2 separate regions of the Homo sapiens genome follow, and region 1 is linked to region 2. Evidence: read pairs that join two places in POLR2A ChIA-PET (ENCODE). Cell type or tissue: PC-9. All regions are shown on one strand. Links, peaks and the distances in the headings refer to the core of each region. The heading gives the core; the rest is flanking DNA.

Evidence for each region. Peaks named below come from ENCODE experiments on the same cell type or tissue, not always from the same donor. Only the 100,000 strongest peaks of a DNase experiment are listed, where the experiment ranks them.
Region 1: POLR2A ChIA-PET joins it to region 2 with 13 read pairs; 9 of 35 experiments call an interaction of 5 or more read pairs at or near these places.

Annotation. Positions count from the first base shown.
Region 1 is chr11:68,674,157-68,682,487 of GRCh38, reverse strand. It overlaps LOC107984343 (a long non-coding RNA gene), which reads left to right. Exons shown (of 3, transcript XR_001748281.1): 3 at 5,498-5,581. Among named protein-coding and RNA genes, the nearest start is that of GAL, 6.2 kb to the left of the region's middle. In PC-9, for the core only: no CTCF peak of the experiment used is centred there; a DNase peak (open chromatin) is centred at 4,817.
Region 2 is chr11:68,741,931-68,750,261 of GRCh38, reverse strand. TESMIN (testis expressed metallothionein like protein) reads left to right here. Exons shown (of 10, transcript NM_004923.3): 2 at 1-72; 3 at 2,896-3,054; 4 at 5,151-5,271; 5 at 7,868-7,944. Among named protein-coding and RNA genes, the nearest start is that of TESMIN, 5.4 kb to the left of the region's middle. In PC-9, for the core only: no CTCF peak of the experiment used is centred there; no DNase peak of the experiment used is centred there.

The sequences.
Region 1 (8,331 bases), core at 79-8,078, 68 kb after region 2:
TCAATTCCAGCCTTCTCCTTTCTTCCACGTTAGGCCCCCTTCCAAATCCTGCCAGAGCTTGACTACACTTATTTTCTCTATTTACTTTGTCACAGAGGCTCTTAGTCTGTTTAAAGGAGCACAAACTCTAAACCTAAATCCTTGAGATGGATTCGAAAAGAGACTCAAAGTCCATCCCTTAGTCATGGGCTGGAATTTGAGGTACATTAAACTTTCAGCTGTCTTCATTTGGGCCTATGTACTCTTTTTGTTTCCTTTTTTGCTTTCAAAGAAACTTCAGACTGGGCGCAGTGGCTCACGCTTGTAATCCCAGCATTTTGGGAGGCTGAGGTGAGTAGATAGATCACTTGAGCCCTGGAGTCCAAGACCAGCTGGGGCAACATAGCAAGGCCTCATCTCTACTAAAAATAAATAAATAAATATTTTTTAAAAATCAGCCAAGCATGATGGCACGTGCCTGTAGTCCCAGCTACTCAGCTCAGGAGGCTGAGGTGGGAGGATCACCTGAGCCCAGGAGGTTGAGGCTACAGTGAGCCACGATCAAGCCTGCACTCCAGCATAGGCAACAGAGCAAGTCTCTGTCAAGAAAGAAAGAAGGAGGGAGGGAGGGAGAGAGAGAGAGAGAGAGAGAGAAGGGAAGAAGAAGAAAGAAGAAGAAGAAGGAGGAGGACGAGGAGGAGAAGGAGAAGAAGAAAAGAGAAGGAAGGAAAGTGAGGAAAGAGAAAGGAAAAAAAGAAAAATAAATTTCAGGCCGGGTGCGGTGGCTCATGCCTGTAATCCCAGCACTTTGGGAGGCCAAGGCGGGTGGATCACAAGGTCAGGAGATCGAGACCATCCTGGCTAACATGGTGAAACCCCGTCTCTACCAAAAATACAAAAAATTAGCCGGGAGTGGTGGCAGGCGCCTGTGGTCCCAGCTATTTGGGAGGCTGAGGCAGGAGAATGGCGTGAACCCAGGAGGCGGAGCTTGCAGTGAGCCTAGATCGTGCCACTGCACTCCAGCCTGGGTGACAGAGCGAGACTCCGTCTCGAAAAACAAAAAACAAAAAACAAACGAAAAAGAAATTTCAGGGTAGGTTATCTGGTCAGAGCCTCCTTATTAAAAAGACATTAAGCAACTGGAAACAAATCTTCACATGTATTTTGAATTCATTTAAGAAAGCTCCATTGAATAATTAGACACATGTATTCAAAATAAACATGCCCATGCCTGATTCCTCCAGGTCCCTAAGTTCTTTTTCCACGTGGGATGACACCCACCGTCTTGCTTCCCGCTTAGTCTGGGTGAGTGGGTCTCGGTATAAACCCTGGCTGGGACCCTGGCCCGGAAGTGCGGTGACCATGGGAAGGCTACAGACAAGCAAGGCAGTGGCCTGAAGGCGTGCTGGGGTTTCCTGAGGTCGGCAGATTCCTTCAGACAAATGAGGCCAGCACACCTGGGATGACAGACACCTGCCTCCCGGCACAGACTGTGCTGGAACCACAGCCAGTGTGCTAATGGCTCTTTGCTCAGTAATGACCCAATGGCAGTCATTGTCAACCTGTCATCTTGAAGACAGCCCAGTGTGCAGCAGACAAAGTGGGTCACCATTAGAGTAATCGAAATCAAGCAGAAAGCCTGATGTCCCCCGCTGCCTTCGAGCCAGCCCATCTTCCTTAGAAGCGCTGTCCACCACCAGGAAAAACCACCCTGAAGCTGAGAACTCAAGCAAGGGTCAAGGGTCACCTGGGCCATGCCCACTGCACGGGAGCTCAACCGTCCATTGCCTGGCAGTGGAGCTGCAGTGGTGAAATCAGCAGCAGGGTCCCTGCCCTTGCGGAGTTAGACCCTCACGGAGACCCATTACAGTTGGCCCCTCTGTATCTGTGAGTTCCCTGGCTGTGGGTTCAACCCACTATGGACTGGGTCCTTGTAGGTAGGCCTAGGATGGGTTTCTCTGTACGAATACGTACAGACTTTTTTCCTTGTCATTATTTCCTAAACAATACGGTATAACAACTATTCATGTAGCATTTACATTATACTCAGTATTATAAGTAATCTAGAGATGATTTAAAGCATGTGGGAGGGCCATCGCGGTGGCTTATGCCTGTAATCACAACACTTTGGGAGGCCGAGGCGGGCAGATCACTTGAGGTCAGGAGTTCGAGACCAGCCTGGCCAACATGCCAAAACCCTCTCTCTACTACATATACAAAAACTCAGCCAGATGTGGTGGCGGACATCTGTAATCCCAGCTACTCGGGACGCTGAGGCAGGAGAATCACTTGTACAACTGAACCCGGGAGGCAGAGGTTGCAGTGAGCCGAAACGGCGCCACTGCACTCCAGCATCTGGGTGACAGAGTGAGACTTCATCTCAAAAATAAAAAAGTTAAATTAAAAATAAAGCATATGGGAAGATGTGCGTAGGTTATATGCAAATACTATGCCATTTTATATAAGGGACTTGAGCATCCACGGATTTCGGTATTTGCGTGGCCAGGGGTTTCCTGGAACCAACCCACTGTGGACATGGAGGGCCAACTGTATGCAACAAATGGTTATTGTACAAATAACCACCCCATTGTCGTGGGAAGGAGATGCATGGATTAGGGGAGCTGAACCTGACAGGTGAGCAGGACTGACTGGGTACAGAATGAGGTCCAGCACACTCCAGGTGGAGGGGGTTACATGGGTACGCCCCCTTTTTGGTCCTTTTCCATTCCTTCTTCCTGCTGCCTGGAGTGTGGACGTGAAGGCTGGAGGTGGGCAACGAATTTGGACCATGAGGTGATGGCTTCAGGTGACACATCAAGGCCGAGGGAGCCTGGGTCCCAGTGACCCTGAGCCTGGTCCCTGGGCTGCACACTTCCAGGCTTGTTTCACAACAGAGGAGAAGAAGCATCTCTCTTATTTAAGCCAATGGCCCATAGAGGTTTTCCATCACGTGCGGTAGGAATTGTTCCAATCAGTTTCACAGTGGTCAACAAATGTTTGATGAATGAATGAATGAATGAATAAAAACACGTGAGAGGGTACACCACCTCCACCGCTGCTGAGAAGCTCATGTCTGCAAGACGGGCTCATCAGAGGGAGAGGTTTGGACGATAACGTGACGAACGATACCACCTATCAGTCCCACGACCATCTCGTTACTACTCAAGAAATGAGGAAATGGCTCGATGACCTAAAATTGGCATTTCTTTGACCCTGCAAATGTCTGTGTCCTTGATTCCCCCATTCCCTGATTTCCACGCCACCCAGCCCCACTCCAGTAACACAGCAGTCATGAAAAAAGACCCTAGAGTCGCTCCCCTAAAAAAATGAGTAGCTGGCAAAGGATCTGGCTAAGGTGAAAGTTGTATCAATGGATAGAATTATACCATTCTATGAATGAGTTTTTAATATATGTATTCGATTATTCGACAGAACCTTGTTAAATGGGTTCATTATACAGGGTTGTTTCATTCACAGAAACAATTGGGTGCTTTTACTAAGGGGTTAAGGTAGTAGAAATTGGAGTTTCGAGTGCAAGCTGAGAAGGGAGAAGAGGAGGAAGAGCAAGTTTTGGAGGTTTGAGGACATTGGGTAACAGAATGCCATCTTTAAAGCAGCCTTCTGGAAGATTCTTTCTGCATGCATCTTGCTGGCCAGAGTCATGCCCGGCCACAACAGAGGCTTGGAAACAGGTTGGAAACAGGGTCTTTTATTATGGATGATGTTGAGCTCACTTGAGTTCTGGAGCTGAAGGAGGAGGGGGACATGGAATGTTGGTGTGGGCCAGTACAGGCTCTGCCACAGGCAGGGCCCTAAGTCCATGTGTTTTCGTAGTTGTAAATTTTTTGTGAAATGTGAAAGCAAGCCATAATCACAGCCAGTTAAGACCTGTCTCTCGACACATCACTTCCTCAGTTTCCCCTCAGACAATGTGGTGCTGGAAAGGCCACAGGCACTTCTAGGCTCTTTAAGGGGAAGTTAGATTGGGGATGCATTTAGTTCTGGATCATGGTGGGTGTATTTATAGCCACCTATATATATATAGGATGTATTGATCTCACTTGCATAGGATGGCTGAGTTGCCGCTCGCCGTCTGCTGTGGGAATAGTTCTAGGAGTGCCCCGCTGCCCAAGCACCCGCTCCCCTAGCACTGGAACACGAGCTGTGTGGCTGGCACGCATGCTGCAGCGTTGGTGGCACAGCCCTCGTGGAAAGCTGTCGTCTCCCAGGGAGATGGGCTTGAGACAAGCCTGGGGTCACTAGGATAATTTGGAGAGCTGCATCTTTGAAAAGTGTTTAGTCAGCTTTTTATTAGTGGACACATTCTACCAGCGTCTTGGGAGCCACGGTGGCTTCTCAGGAAGCCCCTGCAACCTCCCACCCCAGACGCAGTTCCACGCAAGCTCAACTCTCCCCTCCAATTCCAGGGTGAGTGGAGGGGGGATGTCGCTTTTGATGTCTTGCTTTGCTCAGCTCACAAGTCCTGGGCTCTTTAGCTGGAGCCATCCTTGTCTGCAGTGTGGCACTCTCTCCTCCCTAAACCCACCACCTGCATCTTCTTTCTCCAACAGACCACCCCCGGCCCGCTCCTTCACTGCCCTGGGCTCTGTGCCAGGGAAGCCTCTCCTTCCCAGCCCCCAGCCCCGCCCCCCACCATGTAGCCTCCCCTCCTGCTCCTTGGTGAACTCATCCCATGGGAGATGAGCTTCCTCAGGGACCTCCTTGCTGGTCAGAGGCAGGGTCACAGCCGGGAGTCCGTGAATCCACCTGTGCCCTGGGTGACTCATCCAGCTGGGGGTTTTCTGGGTAGCTCAGCCTGGAGGAAGAGGGGCTGCTAATGGCCTTGCCAGAGGCTGACGCCTGCAGTTGGGAGGGGTGGGGGCGGGAAGTAGGTGACTCAGCGACAGGCCCTGGACAGCTGCCCCTGTTTCCTGGCCCTGAGTCAGGCCCATCAGCAGCACCCAGGGCCATATGGGAACCCGTCTGGCTACCAGGATGTGGGTGTGCAGGAGGAGGACAGGCAGCTGGGGGGCCACAAGGAGGGGCAGTGGGAAGAGAGAGGGGTGCTTCCACCTGGAGGCCTGAGCTGTGCAGGAAAAGCTCTGACCTGCTTCTCAGGGACCCAACATATTTTTTTTTTTTTTTTTTTTTTTGAGACAGAGTCTTGCTCTGTTGCCCAGGCTGGAGTGCAGTGGCACAACCTCGACTCACTGCAACCTCCGCCTCCCAGGCTCAAGCAATTCTCCTGCCTCAGCCTCCGGAGTCACTGGGATTACAGGCACCCGCCACCACACCCAGCTAATTTTTGCGTTTTTAGTAGAGACAGGTCTTGAACTCCTGACCTCAGGTGATCCACCCACCTCAGCCTCCCAAAGTGCTGGGATTATAGGCATAAGCCACTGCGTCTGGCCCCAAAATACTTTAGAGGACTAAAAAGTGATGAGTATTTACCTTCTGGAAATACTGCACCCGTTTACAGCCTCTTAGAATCTAAGTGCCTCTTTCCCCAAATCCCCAGCTGGATGCTAGCAAACGTTTAACATTTTCACCAGTCTGACGAGCGAGACTGTTGTCATCGGCTTGGGCTGCCATAGCAGAGTACCACACACCAGGCAGCTTGACCAACAGAAATGCATCATCTCACAGTTCTGGAGGCTGGAAGTCCAAGATCAAGGTGTCGGCAGAGTGGTTTGCTTCTGAGGGCTGTCAGGGGAAATCTGTTCTATTTGCCTGTTCTGGACATTTCGTATAAATGCAATCATAAAATCTATGGCCTTTTGGGTCTGGCTTCTTTCACTCAGCATGTTTTGAGGTTCACCCATACTGTAGCATGAATATTTCATTCCTTTTCATGGCTGAGTTATATTCTGTTATATGGATAGACTACTTTGCTTTTTGTTTTTTGTTTTTTGTGTTTTTTTTTGAGACGAAGTTTCACTCTTCTTGCCCAGGCTGGAGTGCAATGGCACAATCCTGGCTCACTGCAACCTCCACTTCCCAGGTTCAAGCAATTCTTCTGCCTCAGCCTCCCGAGTAGCTGGGATTACAGGCATGCACCACTACACCAGGCTAATTTTGTATTTTTAGTAGAGGTGGGGGTTTCTCCATGTTGGTCAGGCTGGTCTAGAACTCCCGACCTCTGGTGATCTGCCCACCTCAGCCTCCCAAAATGCTGGGAGCCACCACGCCTGGCTGGATCGACCACTTTTTATCTATGCATCAGCTCATCAACACTTGAGTTGCTTCCCCCTTTGGCATTTATGAAGACTGCTGCTATGAACATTTGTGTTCAAGGATCTGTTTGGACATCTGTTCTCAATTCCTATACCTGGGAAGTCAGTTGCTGGGTGATACAGTAGTTCTATGTTTAAGGAACATTATTTAAATGTTTGATAATTTGTTCATTATGGATATTTCACATTAATTTGGACTTACAAATATTGCACTGAAATATTATTTATCCTGATCACTGAGTTTTTTTGGCACCCTGCACGTTTTGTACCCAAGGCAAGTGCCTCACTCACCCAACCCAACCCAACTCCCCAATGCCCCTCTGCAAGGGAAGAGAGGACAGAGTCAAGCTGTTTCTAGGAGGCAAAGACACCTGGGTGATTCTGCACTTTGTTTCCTCTGTCTAGAACATTCCTCTATCTAGAACATCCTTCCTATTTAGGGTGATCAGCCATCCCAGTTCCCTAGGCTGGAAATCCCTGAGAAGTTTCCTGGGACACAGAATTTTCCAGGTGAAAACCAAAAAGCCCCAGGCAAACCGGGACAGTGGGTCACTAATTCCCTTCAAATCTATTGGCTGCTCCCTCACCTTCTTTGAAAATCTAGTGGCCAGGCACGGTGGCTCATGCCTGTAATCTCAGCACTTTGGGAGGCCGAGGCAGGCAGATCACCTGAGGTCAGGAGTTCGAGGTCAGCCTGACCAACATGGCAAAACCCCGTCTCTACCAAAACACACACAAAGAATTAGCCAGGCATGGTGGCAGGCACCTGTAGTCGCATCTACTCGGGAAGCTAAGGCAGGAGAATTGCTTGAACCTGGGAGGTGGAGGTTGCAGTGAGCCGAGATCCTACCATTGCACTCCAGCCTGGGCAACAGAGCAAGACTCAGAAAAAAAAAAAAAAAAAAAGGAAAGAAAAGAGAGTCTGGTGGGGGGGCATGGTGGCTCACGCCTGTAATCCCAGCACTTTGGGAGGCCAAAGTGGGCGGATCACTTGAGGTCAGGAGTTCAAGACCAGCCTGGCCAACATGGCGAAACCTGGTCTCTACTAAAAAAATATATAAAAATCAGCCAGGCATGGTGGCACGCGCCTGTAGTACCAGCTACTTGGGAGGCTGGGGCAGGAGAATTGCTTGAATCCGGGAGGTGGAGTTTGCAAGTGAGCCGAGATCGCACAACTGCACTCCAGCCTGGGCGACAGAGCAAGACTCCATCTCAAAAAAAAAAAAAAGAAAAACAGAAAAGAAAATCTAGTGGAGCTGCCCAGGCTCTGCCCAATCCCTCCTCCCTGCAGGGTCCTCCTTGACCTTCTGTCGTACTCCCCTGGGCCCTTCCTGCCCACCCGAACCCCAGCTTTCCCTGAGCCCTTCCTGCTTTTGTCGTTGGCTCCTTCTTTATTCCAAATGTCCCCCTAGGTAACTCAGGCGCAATTAGGTAAATAAAAACACAGAACACGCAGTTAAATGTGAATACCAGACGGACAGTGACTGATTTTTGAGTGTAAGTACGTCCCGTGCGACATTTGGGATGTATCCTACTAAGACATTCTTTGTTTTGTCTGAAATGCCAAATGTATCCGACGCCCTGGGTTCTTGTGCAACCCGCAGTGCCGGGGTCCGTGGAAGGTGGGGAGCCCGTATCCTCCAGGACTGAGACACTGAGGTGCAGGGATGAGATATCTTACAGCAGCGCAGGCCATGGGGCTGTCTCGTTTCCACCGAAAAGTATTTGGGGTCTAGCGCTGCTCTGAGGAAAAGAACTGCTATGCTCCATGTTTTTGTCAAAGAAGACATAGATCTGGCAGAAAGATGGACATAAGCGCTGATTAAGAGAAAATCAAGTTGACAGATCCTTAGTGGTAAGAGCTTTCTTCTCCGTGATGCATGAATAACAGAATAAATAGTATCCCTGGGGGGAAGATTAAATTCTCAAACCCTGTTATTGTATTTGAAGAATCAGGCTGACTTCCCAAAGGAAGGACATTGCCAATTACCATCGCCAGGGCCCTCCATTTCCGGGAGCACAGCTGTCTTGCAAGCTGTCCGAACGGCAGCCCCGTGCCCAGCAGCTGGCCACCGAGTGGGGCTGCATCACCAGGGAGACTGAACACTGTTTGCAGTGG
Region 2 (8,331 bases), core at 289-8,288:
AGCCCGGCGGTGTTGCCCCTGGGCGCCTGGGTCCTGGAAGGAGCCTCCCACCCGGGCGTCCGCATGATCCCAGTAAGAACCGCCTGGGGAATGGGCACAGCTCCCCCTCCATCCCTTCCCCAACCCATCTGAGGCTGCTAGTGTACCCCAGGATTTCCCTCTACAAGCATTTTCCCTGGTGACACCACACACAGCCCACCGGAGTCACTGATTCTCGGTAGAGCGTATACTCTTTGTCGTCTTCCTAATCCAACATGCATCGGCCCAGCCAAGCCCTTTCCCCTGGAGGGAATTCTGCCCTGCACCAGTCGTCCAAAGCTGACCTAACCATGCAGACGGCGGACAACAAAAAAAGGGGGAAAGCTAGGACGTAGGTTCCCTTGGGCCCTGTTGCTATCCTTGGCTTAAGGAGAGAGGCCCGCTGTCTGCTGGTAACTATTGTCTGTGAAAACAAACGCAATGTGGTGGAGGGTTGGCGTGTTTGCATCTTGCATTTTTTTTTTCCTTTAACTTTACCAGGCTTGGAATCCACAGCAAGGACTCAGAGTTAATACTTGGATTTTCCGGGCCTTGAAGTCAAGATGTGAGATCTTCCCTTTGCTAATGAGTAATAGCTCTTCAAGCATATGCAATGTAAATCAGAGCCTAAAGAAATGCTTGCCAGCTCTCAGCCGACTGCCCTCTCTAGCTGTAGATGACCGCTGATAATTTTCCGCTTTGTTCTTGCCAAAACTAATGAGTTTTCAAAGGAAACAAAGGGTCCCAGGAAAATGTGTTCTCGACCCCTCAAAAAGGACCCAGCTCAGAAAACGAGACCACTCATCCATGAGGTCATTTTAGTAAGTTGTAGATGAAGCGTTTGTGGGACACAATGCTTGAGTCAGTATTGAGATGGCTGGAGCCTGACCCTGTATCATAAGCCAGAGCAGCAGGAGCTTGGATTTCTGCTCTTCCGGTTTTCTGTTATGGTAATTGCCAGTCCTTAGTGTACAGGAAAAGGATGGGCAGAGGCTGGGGCCTCCACTGACCTCTGTTTGTCCTCAGAGGAGCCATAGAGCTCACCAGTTCCCCCAGCCGTTTCCCAGGACAGAGGTCTTTCTCACAGCCTTTCTCAGAGGGCTTGAAATGTTAAGAACTGCATTTTGCTGCCCAGCCGGATTGGTGTCCAGCGCCTCCTGCCCGTAGGTCCTAGCTCGGCTCATTTCCTCACAGAGTGGAGTCAGAAAGCATTAATCAGAACAGGGAAGATAATACAAAAATTAACCGGGTGTGGTGGCGCACACCTGTAATCCCAGCTACTCGGGAGGCTGAGGCAGGAGAATTGCTTGAACCTGGGAGGCGAAGGCTGCAGTGAGCCGAGATTGCACCACTGCACTCCAGCCTGAGCGACAGAGTGAGACCCTGTCTTAAAAAACAAACAAAACACACACAAGAGAATTCTCTGATGTTAAAGATAGTAAAATTCTCTTTAATCCAATTTTAAGAGATTGCTGGTCTGACAAACTAAAGGAGAGACTTTGCTTTTTAAATTTTTATTGACTGCTTTCTGATTCATTAATAAAATGGACCAGATACAGCACAGACATGTTTATCGTTTAAACAGAATGGAATTATTTTCAGTAAATATTCAGGATCAGTTGCTAATTTCCTTCTTCTAGAAATTCATTCCCACATGTTGACCTTTGTTTTGAAAGGTCAGAAATGGAATTTTAGTATAAGTAGTTCAGATATTAGTTGCATAGGTCTGAGGAAATGATATATTTATTATAGTAGTATTTGTTGATTACAGGGAGATAAGTTAAATCTAAACTGGGATGACGTGCATAGCACATCCCCCAAAGCAGCAAGTAGAAGAAAATTTTATGTGTATTTATATGAAATTTAAAATTTCTAAATAAAGCTACTTAAAATATAGCTAAACTTTATCTCTTTTAAGATTTATACCTAGATGCTAGTCTGCTGTGCTGAGTGATTTGCCCATACATGGGAAATATGATTTGTTTGGGCCTCTGATTTTATTGGGCTGGACAAGCTCCAATTTGAGTCACTATCTGCATTTTGAAAGATACCTGCTCTGTGATTTTTATTTGAGGTCTTCAGTATGTTACCTTAGAGCCACCATCTTTTTGGAAGGGCTCTGTGGCCTGCCTCCTGGCCTTTGGGGAGCCCCACTGTCCTCTGGTCCAGGCAGCTCGGGCAAGTGTAGGTGGAGGAGGAGGGGAGGGGAGGATGCAAAGCGTGGGTTTCCCAGTCCTCCTCACATTCCTACAGATTGTAAAAAGCAGCATCCCAATGTTGAAACAATCCTGATTGTAATTTTTTTTTAACCACGAGGATTCTTACTTTTAAAAATTCTATTGATTTTCAGTATTATCCCTGTATTTCTCCATATCTTTGGTAATTTTGTCATCGGGTTGACAGTTGTTACAGAAGACAGCTTGAACACAAAGCTGGCAGCCACTCCCTACTCTCCACCATTTCATGTTTGTTGTCCTACTATTAAGGCAGGAAAGGGCTACTACCTAATTACAAATCTTCCTATAAACACATCATAAATAATATTAAAACGTTACCAAGGATTTGGGGCTTTTTGAGGAAAAAACAATTGACTAGAACATCTAATTCAAACTACTGAGCATGCTGGAAGAATGTGTGATGGGGCTGGGCTGGAATGCAATGGCACTGTCTCAGCTCACAGCAACCTCCGCCTCCCAGGTTCAAGCAGTTCTCCTGCCTCAACCTCTCCGGTAGCTGGGAGTGTGCCACCATGCCTAGTAGAGACAGGGTTTCACCATAACTTCTACTTATCACTGAGATTTCAATTTTCTAAATTATGCAACTGCAAGAGCCAGTGTCCACCATGTGTTCTCTAAAATAATTATTGCTTTTTTCTAGGTTGAAATCAAGGAAGCAGGTGGTACTACTACAAGTAATAATCCGGAAGAAGCAACTTTGCAGAATCTTCTTGCTCAGGAATCCTGTTGCAAGTTCCCATCGTCCCAGGAACTAGAGGATGCCTCCTGCTGTTCTCTTAAGAAAGATTCCAACCCAATGGTAATTATGCTAAAGAAGATGTGTAGGACTAACATTATACTAAATGCTGGACCCCATCATTACTAAGTCGACTGATCATTTCACTCGTTTTTCATTTCACGTATGTATTGTATCAGGATTTTTGGTTGTCTCATTAGCAAAACAGGGACATGAGCCTTTCACATCTCACCTCTAAGATTCTCATTTCTACTCCATCTTAGCAAATTGAACAAAGATGAGGACATTGCTGTATTCATTAAGGAGAGCAAGCACAAATCACATCAGTTAGTGCAGTGCTGGGGTCAGGGACTGCAGCTGAGCCTCATGGTTTGGCATATTGGTGTGGGGCACGGTCCTGTGGCTTCAGGGCAGAGCCTGCTTCCTTCGTGTCCCAATCTCTCATGATAACAGGTAACGCTTGTATAGGGTACGTAATCAGTCACAGCTGTGGTTTATGTCATATTTTTGCACCTTTATTTAATCCTCCTAACAACTCTGTAGGATAGGCATTCTTTTTATCCCCACTTTATGGGTAAGAAACAGAGATGTTACATCATCTACATTGGTCTTCATAATTAAGTGGTGCATCTGGGACTCCAGATCTCACGTGGCAAGGACTAGGAATGGGGAGAGTGTCGCCCACAGCATTCCCTTAGCAAAGCACCCAGAGTCCAAGAACCGATCATTGCCTTTCCCCCAGCAATTCTTTATTCCTAGAAATGAGGCCCTTGCTGTAAGGCATAGACGTTAACAAGCAAATACTTGAAAATGAGCCTGTCATGAGTTTGGTTTAGCTGTGGTGTACACTAACATTAGCCTCTCCATCGGTGGTTCTATTTGGGGCTGTGGGTTCTGATAGCAGTTTTTCTAGGACCCTAAAAGCAGGTCAGCAGGATGAGAACTCTCCGACTCCCCAAGACTGCAGAGTGATGTTAGCACATTTCCCCAGAGGGCAGAGCCAAGGCTCCCATGTGGATAGGGCCCAGGAGTGTGCAGTAGAGGCAGGTCTGCAGAGTTCACTCTGAGCCTTTCCTGTGTGTGTGTGTGTGTGTGTGTGTAGCTATAACTTTATCCTCCAAATACAAATACAACTCCAATTGAACATGAATGCTGGCCTCTCATCAGATGTCAGGATGATGTGGAATATTGATCCAATGACCATAGTAGGTCCAATGTGTATTACTTTGATAACATTGGTCCTTTATGGTTCTTTGGGTTCTCTTATCTAGATTATAAGCAACTTAAGTGTATAAAGCACAGCTGCTCTGTGTAGTTGTGGTTCTGCCAGCAGAATTGGAAGCTGTGTCCAGGCAGAAGCCACAGCATCTCTCGCCTTTCTATCCCCACATGCCACAGCCTGAAGCAGGGCTGGGCACACAGTTCCCTCAGTGCTTTTGCTTGACTGATGGGATGGACTGGCAGACCCACCCGGCTTGCGACCATTTATTTATGGTCAGTATCCAAGGGGGGTCTGACAGTGCTGCTCAGGCCCAAGCAGATCAGTGTGGCTTCTTAGAACTTTATAGTTCTTGGACTAACCTTTCTAAGCTGTACTTGTAGGAAATAAAATAGATGTGTTTTTAAAACCCCATGTGTTAAATAATGACATGTGTGTGGCAGGAAAGGACAGTTGGAGTAAAATTAGAGAGGATTTTAAGTGCGTGCCCAGGGACTCAGGGACATGCCGCCAGGGCCTCAGTGCCCACTGGGGCTGAATGGGCTGGGGCTTAGCGGAGCAGCACCCTCTTCTGCTCATGTCAATGGTGGAGTGAGGACAGGACAAAGGAAGCTCTGGGGCATGGCTACCTGATCCCCAACTAAATCAGACACCTGTGGAGAAAGCCAGGCACAGGAACTTTTTTCTGTTCACACACTGGACGCATCTCAGGAAACATTTCTGGGTTTTTCTTTTTTTTTTTTTTTTTTTTGCCCTTTGGTGTCTCCAAAGAGCATGTTAGTGTAGAGTAAGAAATCGAAAACAGATCTATAGTTTTCTATCTTCCATTAAAATGTAACTTCTGGATTAAAGCTATTTTCTCAGATTTAAGTTTATTTAGGTTCATTATTACTGGAATTATGTTTCAAAAATGAAACCTGATTGTTCTTTTTCATTTTAGGTGATATGCCAATTGAAAGGGGGCACACAAATGCTATGTATAGACAATTCTAGAACAAGAGAACTAAAAGCACTCCATTTGGTTCCTCAGTATCAAGATCAAAATAATTATCTACAGTCAGGTACAAAGTTAATTAATAAAAAAAACTATGTCATATATGTAAGTTGGTAAATGAATATGTTTGGCTTTGTATATAAAGTGAAATGGCAACCAGGATATTAAATAGGAAATTTGGCAAACCTCGTAGTCCATATTAGTAAGCTAAGAATATAAAAATGTATATCTATAGACTAATTTTTGTACCCTGTACTGACTGTCTCAAATTCTTGGATAGCTGTCCCTCATGTCACCTAGCTGCTGAGAGCTTTGTGATCCTAACAGGTGATGACTCAGACCGACACTGCATTGGTAGGAATTCCACAAATAGGTGCCTCGATGTGCCTAGATTGAAATATCAGCCTTTCCCAGACTGACCTGATGGGTTGACTTCAGGTGTGGTGTAAACACCTACATTTTAATGTAAACATTTCAGTGTAATCAATGAGAACTATCATTCTGCTTTAATCACCATGAGTTCTGAAATAACAAAGGATTTGTCTGACATTCATTCTAAGAAATTCATTCTTACCTGACTAAGAAACTTTTTTAACCTGGCACAATAATAAGAAATGACCTGTAAGTACTTGATTGTTCTGAAATTCCTTATGCATGATTAGAGAAAGAGTAAATGACGTATTTTAGGATTGTGTTTAACAAAAGTGAGATGCTAATTCTTGAAAATTAGGCCTCTCTATGGGGACTGCACGTAATCACATTACCCTAGATCTTGAGTTAACGAGAGAATATTCACTGTCAGGTGATTCACTGACCTTGCCTATAACTTGAAACTAATAGCAAATCCAGATGTAGTTTCACTGGCCTTTGAAGTCCAGGGCAAAAAGACAAAGCGTGACTCCCTGTCTCCCCATTGCATCCTGATTGTCTCCCTGTCCAGGGACAGAATAAATATCCTCAAGACATTGACTCTTTTCACAGTGAAGAAGCTGAGGTTGGAGCTTTGGCCTCATCTCCTATAGGTTCATGCTGCATCTCTGATCTCTACAGGCAGGGAGAAGGTCTTTCCTGCTCCCCTTCCTCCTGGCACATGACAAAATCCTAGTGCCTTAAGGTCTGCAGGAGGAGAGAGTTTATATAGTGTTTTCCAGTTCAAGTTCCTTATCATATAATCATACTCCCCCCACCTGCATCTCCTTTGTTACACTGTGCACATATTAAACATCACAATAAAGTACGTGCATCCTGCTGCCTGCGTCTGAGATTCCTCACTCAAAGGATGCCTAGGCCTGGAGGAGAAAAAGTGTTCAGGTGCTTCTACTTGAACTCATGAGCACAGAGGCTTACACACCCTTAGTGTCTCAAGAATGTTTTTCATGGCACTTGTAGACCAAATAAGTACCTATCAGTTCCAGTACTAAGTAGTTTAGTCTAAATAGCTTAGTAAGTATTTATATCCAAACAACTTAGTAACCACTTGAAAAAAAAATACACATAAATCGAAAGTAGTGCTGGCTGCCGTGGCTCACGCCTATAATCCTAGCACTTTGGGAGGCTGAGGCAGGTGAATCACTTGAGCTCAGGAGTTCAAGACCAGCCTGGGTACCATGGCGAAACCCTGTCTCTACAAGAAATACAAAAAAAAATGAGCTGGGCTTGGTGGTGTGCACCTGTTGTCCCAGTTGACTGGGGGGCTGAGGTGAGAGAATTGCTTGAGGCCAGAAGGTTGAGGCTGAGGCTGCAGTGAGCCAACATCGCACTACTGCACTCTAGCCTGGGTGACAAAGTGAGACCCTGTCTCAAAAAAAAAAAAAAAAAAAAAAGTAGTTCCTGTGGTATCCAATAGATGTCCCTGGGCTTTCTTTAAAATCATAAAATACCAGCCTGGAGTGCTGGCTCACGCCTGTAATCTCAGCACTTTGTGAGGCCAGGCCGGAGGATTGCTCGAGCCCAGTAGTTGAAGACCAGTCTGGTCAATGTGGCAAGATCCTGTCTCTACAAAAAATGAAAACATTAGCCAGGCATGGTGGCACAGGCCTGTAGTCTCAGCTACGTGGGAGGGTGAGGCAGGAGGATCACTTGAGCCTAGGGGGGTCAAGGCTGCAGTGAACCGTGGTAGTGCCACTGCACTCCAGCCTGGGCAACAGAGCAAGATCCTATCTCAAAAAAGCAAAAAGAAAAAAAAAAAAGAAAACATAAAATATCCAGCGAAGCTGGGTATGCCTATAGGCTCAGCTACTTAGGAGGCTGAGGCAGGAGGATTGCTTGAGCCCGGGAGTTTGAAGCCAGCCTCGCAACATAGCGAGACCCTATCTCAAACATTTTTTTTCCTAGTGAGTTTGCTGTGGCTATGCAGGGCACCTTGGCACACAATTTGGGAACCAGAGCACTAACAACATTGTTTTAGCCTAGTAGAGCAACCCTGGAAGCTCAGATCAAGTAGCTTTATGACCATCTCCCCAAAAAAGAAAAGAAAAATGAGTATATTAAGTAAAATACTGACTTGAAAGGTTTTAGAGAATAAAATGCGTAACTAGCATCAAGATAAGTTGAAATAACTTTGCACAGGACATGTCCATAACAGACTTTTGTACTTTCATCCACGTGTAAGTGGAAGAGGAACGATAGATGCTACAATTAATTTTTAATTATCTTCCTTACAGATGTCCCTAAACCAATGACTGCTTTAGTAGGGAGATTTTTGCCAGCATCAACAAAATTAAATCTCATTACACAACAAGTGAGTCATTGTTTTAATTTAAAAAATACAATTTTGCATTATTGTCTCTTAAAATTTTGATTGTTATGGTTGGAATTACTCAGGAAATATAATTTATTTTCCATTTAAAAGTCAAAGTGAAATACTTACCAAGTGTTCAGTCCCTGCCCCACTGTGTCAGACACTGTGGGCTGGAGTCAGTCTCGGACACAGTTATTCTTCACCAACTTGATGAAGCCCTTTTGCCCTTTCCTGCAGCCTCCAGACCGGCATTCTGCCACGCTTGCTAACTTGTCCTCTGTGACCCCACCAACAGCATATTCCACCTCCTCGGTCCAGAACGCTCCTCACCCTCCTCAGTGTTATGGAAATACTTTTTTAAAGTTTGCTTTTATGATTACACCATGA